Linked DNA regions of Homo sapiens: region 1 is linked to region 2. Evidence: read pairs that join two places in POLR2A ChIA-PET (ENCODE). Cell type or tissue: PC-9. All regions are shown on one strand.

Region 1 (5,000 bases), 140 kb after region 2:
CCAGGCGCGGTGGCTCATGCCTGTAATCCCAGCACTTTGGGAGGCCGAGGCAGGCGGATCATGAGGTCAGGAGTTCGAGACGCAGCCAGGCCAACATGGTGAAACCCCGTCTCTACAACAAATATAAAAAATTAGCTGGGCATGGTGGCGGGTGACTATAATCCCAACTACTTGGGAGGCTGAGGCAGGAGAATTGCTTGAACCCAGGAGGTGGAGGTTGCAGTGAGCAGAGATCGTGACAGTACAAGACTTCATCTCAAAAAAAAAAAAAAAATCAAAGGTCTCATTGCTCAAATAACAATAGGTCACAGAAAGAGACACCAACAACTGTACAGGACTTGCCACGCAGATTTCATTAGTCTGCTACAAGCACATTGGTGCTCCCACTGCTTCTGATGGGCTACTAAGTTGGTTCCATCAAATTCAGCTTCCCCATCTCAACCTTTCTCCAAGCCACAAATTCAAACTCCAAGAAGCTCCTTTCCACTGACAGAACTGAAAATCATTGGCAGATAAAAGGAATAATGAAGAAATTGCTGTTTACTAAATTTGGCTAACAATATTGCATGCTCCTTTTTCATCCCAAATCCTTTACTAGATCCTGGGTTAAAAGCAATTGCAGCATTTCAGTGGCTTAAAGAGGCTTCCTCTTCCTAAATATCCAACCAGTATGCTCCCAGGTGCTTCATCAATCCCACAGAACTTTTACAGCACCTTAGGCCAAAGCCCAATTTCCTTGATCCTACTCCAACCCAAATCAAAGGCTCTGGTTTTGCAGACTGTGGGTCACCGTATCTGATCTCAGAATGCACACAAACCAACCCATTAGCTATTATTGAACACAGGCTGCAATGTGGCTGGGCAGACCAGGTGCTATGGGGATGGAGAGGACACCTCAGGAACCCAGGCATGGCCCTAGACTTCATGATCTTTAGAATCTACATGGAGAAATGACATCCAGCCCACTAGATCCATGACATGAGTGAAGTATCCATAGCAGGGTTTCCAGATGCCACCTGACAGGAAGCAGCAGCAAAGCTCAACTACAGAATACATTCTGGACTTCCTAGAAACTGTCTTTGTCTGTTCCATCTCCCTTGATTCAAGTCAGTTATTTTACCAAAGAGAACCAATTCAAAACAGATGTGGGTAATTTAATCCCTTTCTTCCTTCCACATTACTCTTAGTGGTATGTCCTCACATTCAGCTCACCATTGCCTCCTCTCCCCTTCCCTGTCCTCCAAGACTGACTCCACTGTTCTAATAAGTGCTCCCCCCAATTCTATTTACCCCAGGGCACCACCTTCCCTTTCTGTAACTCTTTCAACCCATCAAACATTTAGCAAAGGGCATTAATCCTCAGTGGGATTGGTTTGGACAGTTGTTGGCGGCGCCATTAAAGGGGTTTGAGGAGCTCTGACCTTTAAGAAATCCTTAACATTCCTAGGACACCTCTAGCTATAGAATCACAGAATTTTAGAAGGGACACTCTATACCACTCCAAACTTTTTTACTGTACAACAGTAGAAAGGCAATGTAGCTTGTCCCACATCATATGCTAATAGATGTGAGCCCAGGCTGCTTTCTGCCTCAGCCTTCTTGACCTCTTAGGCCAACTAGTTGCACCCGGCCTCCTCAGCCTTCTCTGTTTTCCACTGTGGCCAGGCTCACTCCATCACTGAAGAGCGGAAAAGCACTTGGACTTCAGCAACAAAGATGACTGTATGGTTAAGTGCCAAAATGAGCAAGATGGACAAAAAATACAATTGGAATTTTCAGAGAAAGTCAAGGGCTATGTGTGTTAGAGTCACAATGAGACTCCAGTAGGCACTATTATTATTAACAAATATTTGATGATTGAATGAGTGAATCGGTGACTGAAAGGATGCACATGTGGTAAAATATGCTTAACTCTTAAACTTTAAGGGAGAAACTTTTGGGTGATTACCCCCGAAAGGTAGCCAAAAATATAAAAAGCAATTATTATTGGCTTAAAGTAGTTATTATTCACACTGTCTAAGGGGCCCTCACTGTGTTGCTTCATAATGCAGAGTGTTAATACACCTTAAACAACATTGACTTTCAATATTCTATCTCTTCATAAATGCTGTGATTCATTCAGGAAACAAAAAATCATTCATAAATAAGGTTCAGGGCTGTGTGGGAAAACTTCTCCCCTTTTTCAAGGGCTCAGAGCTTGGAGGGGGTAAGTGATAACAAACAGCAAGGCAGCATAAGTGGGGTGCCTTGCTCTGGGAACTGGGGATGAGGAGCTGAGAGCTGGGAAGAAGGAACTAGTTAGCTCCCACAGAGGAGGCTGGGTGCAACTAGCTGGCCACCTGGAGGTGACAACACAGAGACAGCTGAGGTGTGGAGGCAGGAAGATGTTCAGAATGTCCAGAGTCAGTGAAGAAACCAGTCTGACAACACAGCCTGGGGCATATTGCATAAAATTGGGGTTCACTCGAGAACACTGCAAGGTGCCTGCTGCAGGCTGCCAGGCAGGGCAAACCAGCTCTCATGAGAAAGGGTAAAAGGAGGGACACAGAAGAGTCAGGGAACAAATGAGCTGTGAAGAACTTTCCTGATTCTGGAGAACTTACTGGATTTGCTGGGACAGCGGCAACGCTGCTATTAGTTCTTTTCTTTAGAGGGGCTAGAAATTCTGTCCTGAATGCCATTGCTTAAGTATTGTGGTTTCTTGATGGAGAACCTCCCCCTCATTCTCTCCACTTCGCCTCCCCTCCCTGTGTGTTTGCACATCTTTTTCCTTTTTTCTTGCTGATCCTTAACTCAAAGAGCATTTCCTGAGCACTGGGACATCTTTGAGTCCAACTGGATACCACCTGAGACTTTGAGCCTCAAAAAGCACATGGCATAGTAGGCATCTAATAATTCAATATATACAGTTATATGGACATCGGTTGAATTATTAGAACACGAGGAGCCCTTGTGGGCATTTCTGATCATTCCAAGGGGTTATTAATTGCTGGGCTATGGCAACAATAATCCCAGGCACCAGTTTCCAGGAGGCAGCATGGAAATCCTCCCAGAGTTCAATTACAGAAATTAGCTGGTATTATTTAATCCTCATAACCCCCGTGAAGTAGGCAGGGTAAGCATCTTTATCTTTATTTTACTGATTAGGTTCCGGAGGCTCAGAGAGGTTAACTGACTTGCCAGGGGTCATTTAACTGGGAAGTACAGGGACACGATCCAAAGAGGATCTTGTCACTTCAGATGTGAGGCTCTTCACACTTTGCCACAGCCGTCTGGCCCCAGGTTGGCCACCAACTTGTGTCATTTCAGGCAACCCAGTGTATCAGTTGCCTCATCCTCTAAACGGAGATAAAATGCTTATCTGGCCTTCCTCCTTAGGAGAATCAAGGGGGCGGAAGCCATATAAAGATATTTTTGAAAAGAACAAAATGCCATGCATATGAAAGGGGGTATTTTTGGTGGGAAAAGATAAGTTGGACCAAGGAAACATTTTTCCAAGCTAACAAAGTTCTAAAACTCTTATCTGCTCACCATTCATCCCCTATTCCTCCTCAGCACTTGGAGTGGCACAGCCTCTGCCTACCTGAGGGTCAGCTCAGCTGGCTTTGCCTACACTTGTTCTACCTGGGTCTGCTGATCATTAACCATCATGGGCTCCTGGGAGGGGGTGGCAGCTACCTCCCAGAGGATCCTATGGACTTCAGGGCTGCTCACATTCTTTACCTGGTATCATTTGCTATGAACAGGGTAGGAAGTCAACTGCTGGTTTCTAAGCTAACGGCCATTAAAAAATAATGGTTCCTCGGTCGGGCGCGGTGGCCCACACCTGTAATCCCACCACTTTGGGAGGCTGAGACAGGTGGATCACCTGATGTCCGGAGTTCAAGAGCAGCCTGGCCAACATGGTGAAACCCCGTCTCTACTAAAAATACAAAAATTAGCCAGGCATGGTGGTGGGTGCCTGTAATCCCAGCTATTTGGGAGGCTGAGGCAGGAGAATCACTTGAACCCAGGAGGCAGAGGTTGCAGTGAGCCAAGATCACGCCACTGCACTCCAGCCTGGGCAACAAGAGCGAGACTCTGTCACAAAAAATTAATTAATTAATTATTTAATGGTTCTTCAACCTTAGATGGTACCCTCTAATGGGCAAAAAAAAAAAAAAAACCTTCTAAAAACAGCTGTTCTGGACTGAACCTACGAAACTTCTAAATCAGAACAGTAAGGACCAGAAGCTTCAACTCAGTGATCTACAATTACAGTCCTCCAAAACCTTCTCCAGCCCCAGTGTGATGTATCTCAGGGGGGCATCAAAATCTAATAGAAAGTTCGGTAAAAAGGGAAAACGAAAACTCAGAGCTAAGCAAAAATGTAGATTGGCATCATCTTTCTGCATTCACGAATTATAGTCTGTGGACATCCTGGTGTTTTCTTTCCTGCACTTTTCAGGTATATGGCAGGCCAAAGTATGTGCAACTTCATGAAGAGTTTGTAAAACACCTGGGTTGCCTTTAAAAACCACTCTAAAAGAAGCCCAAACTTATGGCCCAAAACATTTTGGGAAACTCACTAGGTTTCAACATATGCCACAGGATAGGAATGGAATTGGATTGTTTTGCTCCCTTCACAGGAACCCCAGGACCAGACAAAATGATGTGCAGCAAGACCTCTGTGAGGCTTCCTTTCTTCAACCCAGTGCTGCTAACCCTCCAGGGCAGCCTCCTGTGCTCCCACCACCAGCCTCTGGTAGGACTCTCACATACACTGAGTCCCTGAACAAACTCAATAACACCATCCCATTTTTAAAGCACTGCAACTCCTCCTTACAATACTAATGTGTTCATAATAATTTGCCCCATTCTTCTGGCAGGAGCAAAACTGAAGCAACTTGAAATGCCATCAGCAAAAAGTTATTTATTTCCCATTCCTGAGCATCAGAGAAAACAGGGTTTCATTGGCTGGATCTGCCTTCAATAGCTTTCTGGTTTCAATTTAAACTTCA
Region 2 (5,000 bases):
ACTCCACTCTACCGGGAGCAGAGGTGGGAAGCAGCTACTCCAAGTAAGAGCAGGAGAGGAGCAGTCGCCATGGCTGCAGCAAGACCAAGACTTTGCTCCTTTATCTTCCTGCTTCAGGATTTCCCTCCCTTACCTACTTGCTACGATGACCCACTCCCTTTCTTCATCTGCTTCCCTAGGCAATCACCACTTCCTTCCCTTCCTATTGCTCTCTTTCTTCTGCCCTCCATTTTCCTTCTCTTCCCATCCCCTTCTTTTTTTCAATTGCATTAAAAGGGCAATTCCCTGGGGAAAAGAAAAAGAGGAGACAGCCAAAAGGTTGTAACTTGTCATTTAGAAAATTATTCTGCTAATGTTGAATATTAATGGGTCTTTTAAAATGAAAGATACACACCTCTGGCAGTGTTATGTTACACCGTCAGAAATATAGAGGCGCAATCAGGAAATCCATCAGCAAATACCTTTGGAGCATTTACTTTATGCAAGAACTGGGTTAGTGAGGTGATATTGTTAAAATTATGAATAAATTTTAATGTGGACCCTTACCACAGAGAGAATAGAATCGAGTGAGATATACACATATGCCACATTCAATAACCCAAGTGAATCATACAAAACCCTATATAGATCCCATGTTATGTGCAGTAAATAAGCAGGTATCAGGGTAGAGTGCTAGAGACTAGATGGGCACCACCGAACTCTCAGAGGCAGGGTGCACTGTTGGGTGGGCTCAAGGAAGGGTAGCTTGAGATGAGCTCTGAAGGATGGTTGAACTTTGCAGAGAAGCAGCAGAAGAGAGCTGCAGCCTTAAGATTTATGCCCCTGCCCTACCCCCACCAAACACAGACACATAACACAGATGCATATGCATGCACACACACACAGGCAGCCACTTCTCAAGTCAAGGTAACTGGTCTTAAGATTTGGGCAGGAGTGAAAAGAAGTTTGAATGGAGGTTAGGGTGAGAATGAGTAATGTCTCCTGTCAAGACACTGAACAGTCATCCTCACAGCCACCTGGGATTACTGCCATGGTTGGTATGAAGCCAAAGTGCTCATACATGAAGGATTCACCAACTATTGTTTTCTCTTAAATTCAACTAATCCCATAACCAAATGGTTTTAACCTCACTGCTCACCTCAAGAACTTACCACAACTAAGCAGAACAATGAGGGTGGGAATGAAAGGAGTAAAATCATTTCTTATTTGTGAATCAAGGGGACTGATCTCACAGATCTTTGGCTCTCCTATATATATCATCCCCCTTTCTACTGCTTTGCCACTTTAGCTAATAAAGATTATTTCTATTTCTTTATTGCACAAAAGCCCCAGGTCTCATAAACAAGGGGTCTGCTCTGCATCGAGGTTTGAACTTCCTTGACCTGAGCATAAGTCCTGTTCTAGAATATTTTTCTCCCGGTATGTGGGAGTCCCTAAGTCAGCAGCTCGTAAGCCTGAATAGAAGTGAGTCCTCATCACAGAGCAAGTGTTTTCAGCACCAAATGATAGAGCTAGGCATAAGAAATAAATGCCACCTATTTCCTGCTGAATCATTTATTTGCTTTCTGAAAATATAACTGCTTATTGTTAGAGCAGAGAGGGAGAAGCTATCATTGGTTTTTGTTTCATTTGGTATTTTCCTTCAGATGGATGAAAGCATGGATCTTTTTCACTAGTATCACCTGTAAGAAAACAAATCCAGGGATATCTATTTCTTTTTATTCTGTTAAATGCTAAAAGCTTGCAAGTAACCAGTATCCACTCTAAGATTTTGACTCTGCTGGATATTTTGTGTAAGCAGTAGTCTATTTTAATTAATAAGACATGAAGAGCTAGGCAAAGATAAATTCTCTCTTATTCCTTTTTTTTGGAGAAGTCTCACTCTATCGCCTAGCCTGGAGTGCAGCAGCATGATCTAGGTTCACTGCAACCTCCACCACCTGAGTTCAAGTGATTCTCCTGCCTCAGCCTCCTGAGTAGCTGGGATTACAGGCTAACACCACCACATGTATTTTTTGTAGAGATGGGGTTTCCCCATGTTGGCCAGGCTGGTCTCAAACTCCTGACCCTCTGGTGATCCGCCCACCTCGGCCTCCCAAAGTACAGGTGTGAGCCACCGTGCCCAGCCAATTCTCTCTTATTTCTATACTCCATTGAAAACAACTGTAATTGTTGACTTTCAACTACATGTATATGTGTACTAGTGGGGAGGTGAGATTGGGGGCACCTAAGTCAGAGGCCCAGGTTTTCAATAGTGGAATAGCCATTGTCATATGCTACCTGTCAAAACCATAGCTTCTCCATGTAGCTGCCATAGGGAGCAAGTTTCAGTTCAGTATCTTTAGCGGAGGCAGTTGAAGAGTGAGGCTAATTGGTGAATAGGGTTAGCAGAACGAGCTGCAAAGAGTTGCAATCTAACTTCTAACCTAATCATCTACGCATCTTCCCTATGGCAGGTGGTTAATTTCTAAAGGAAATTTTGGGATGAACAGCTAAAGAATTTAAACACCCTTTACTCCATGACATTTTGATTGGATCTTATTTGCCAGTCAGTGGTTAAATGTCAACTATCAATAATTTTAGAAGGCAAATTTAAACTGATGAATATTTATGTGCAAGACACCACTAGATGGTATGAAAAATAAAGAAGGGGATAAGACATGGTCACTCTCAGAAACTTCTAACTTCCCAAATACTGCCTGGACTGCTGATGATGAAGGACTTAGGGATAGACCACACTGACCTTCAATAACTTTCTTCTCAAAATGGGAGTGCTTGGTCAAACTAAAGAGCTACAAATGAAGACAGCAAACATTCTCCCTAAATCAGACATGGAATTCGTGTTCCAGACTGGATTATTCCATTCTGCAGAACAAAAGTCACTGTTGTACAAATAAACAGAGTCACTCAGTCAACAAATGCTGATTGAACACTAGCAGGAAATCAAAGAAATAAAGGGAGAGACAAGTGAGAATTTAATCAGTAGAGAGGAATATCCTTTAAATAATGGCTTCAGAGAACCCCAGCCCCTTCTGCCTTCCTGCTCCAGCAGCACCACACAAGAGGGGCTGTGCTGTCACAGATGTGGGGTACAGCTCTTGACAGCAGGCGTTCCTAGCTACGGACAGCACACAAGTCCCCAGGTACACCAAGGAGACCCAGGTCCTTGCTAAACAGCTCTGATTCTGAGGAAATTCTTTTGAATACTCAACTGAAACCTGCTTCTTTGTAGCTTCCACCCATGAGTCTTTCTTTCCCGCTGCAATAACAGATATTAAGGAATCAGTCTATGTTGATACATTCAACTACAATACAAGCACTTATTTAACACTCAGCTGTGTGTCAGGAACAGGGGATAGGCAGGGGTATATAAAGTCTTTGAGAAACCAGGGGGAGAAGAAAGGTACATAAACAAGACAATAAAATGGAATTAATACTCTGTTAGAAGGATGCCTAAAGAGGCATGGGTCCAGCCATGGGTGAGGTAGTGACCATTCTGCACAGGGGAGAAAGTGCCATTTAAGTTTAGAAAGTCTCTGGACAAGCCAATTCTGAAAGAGCATTTGAGGCAGAGGTAGGGCCCCGCAAGGATGTATAGGGACACAGAAAGACAAAGAATGTCTGAGGAAATCCAGGAGACTGATGTGACCATAATGACAGATGCAAAAGGAAAGAGACGCACCAGCAAGAGCCTCAATTCCACCTTCCAGAGTTTGGATTTAATTCTGTAGAGGACAGGGAGCCAGTAGGGCCTGTTAAGCAATGCCTTTGCTGGAAGGTGGGCAGAGAAGGAGTTAACGTCCTGATTTCACGTATGAAAACAACAGTGGCACAAAGAGATTATGCCTGAGGCCACTCAGCAAGAGAGGTCTGGAACACAGGTCTTCCTACCCCCAACCTAGACTGCTTTCCACTAACCCATGCTGTTTCCAGAGTCAATACATCTTTGTGGGAAGCAATATATTTCTTTGGATATCCTGTGGGGAGCAAGATCCTTACCTGCCAATAAGGAACTGTAATCCTCTTACTTCAATGAAAGGAAATGTTACTTTGATGGCTCCCAAGCTACCAAGTATACATTTCTATCAAGTCACTTACCACAATGTCATTGTGACTCTTTATCCATCTTCCTTTTCCCACTAAATTGTGAGCTCCTTGAACTCAGAGACTACATCTTCAATCAGTCCATAAGACAAGTGTTAACTGAGCAATTTCCATGTGCCAGGCACTGTGCTAGACATGGAATATTTCCACCGTAAGTGATCAAGACATGATCTCTGCCCATTGTGGAACTGGAATCATTCCAACCCTGCATTCCCAGGAAGTGAGCACAGGATTGACATTTCAGAAAATTGTGTGGATGACGAAGTGAGGGAGCTAGTAGAGTTGCACTATTTTCCTCCAGTATGGAGGGTCTCTGAAGCTGTGCCCTGTGCCTGCACAGTTTGTAAAGGAGAAAAGAACCCCAGGTCTCAATCTTGGTCCCCATCCCCCACCCACCACCATTCAGAAATATAAGGCTTAGGACAGAGACATACACCAGGCTGGACCTCACAGTTCCCGCCCACATAGAGGACCAGCAGGTGCTAGATCTCTCAGCATTTGATGGCCAGGAAAGTACCCAGTCAAAAGCTACAAGAGTTAGGAAACAGATGATGTCTTCACTCCATTCTGGTGTCCTCCCCCAGAACATTTACACCTGCCAACCAACTGGTGTGATTGAAAAAATGAATGCCCTAAAACAGGGAGTTGACTAGGCTGTAGGTTCAGCACTGTGATTCCAAACCCAAATCCCAGCCATGTGACTGCCTGCCCGCCACGTGGCGCTCAGCTGGGTGGCTCCAAGCCCAGCCTGGGCTGCCCTGGTGAGGAATGTCCCCCTACTGAGCTGGCCAGAAAGGGCTGCCAGCAAGCGCTGCCACTCCTCATAACCAGCCAGTCTCCCAAAGCTGCCAGGACAGGCAAGCCTAGTACAACTTCCAGTTGTCTGTTCCTTCCAC

What was found. ChIA-PET counts read pairs that join two places held together with the same protein. Peaks named below come from ENCODE experiments on the same cell type or tissue, not always from the same donor. Only the 100,000 strongest peaks of a DNase experiment are listed, where the experiment ranks them.
Region 1: POLR2A ChIA-PET joins it to region 2 with 9 read pairs; 7 of 35 experiments call an interaction of 5 or more read pairs at or near these places.

The regions. Positions count from the first base shown.
Region 1 is chr18:44,683,751-44,688,750 of GRCh38, reverse strand. The region is part of intron 1 of SETBP1 (SET binding protein 1); the gene reads right to left. Among named protein-coding and RNA genes, the nearest start is that of SETBP1, 5.4 kb to the right of the region's middle. In PC-9, no CTCF peak of the experiment used is centred here; a DNase peak (open chromatin) is centred at 2,440.
Region 2 is chr18:44,819,998-44,824,997 of GRCh38, reverse strand. All of the region lies in intron 2 of SETBP1 (SET binding protein 1), which reads right to left. Among named protein-coding and RNA genes, the nearest start is that of SETBP1, 140 kb to the right of the region's middle. In PC-9, no CTCF peak of the experiment used is centred here; a DNase peak (open chromatin) is centred at 2,877.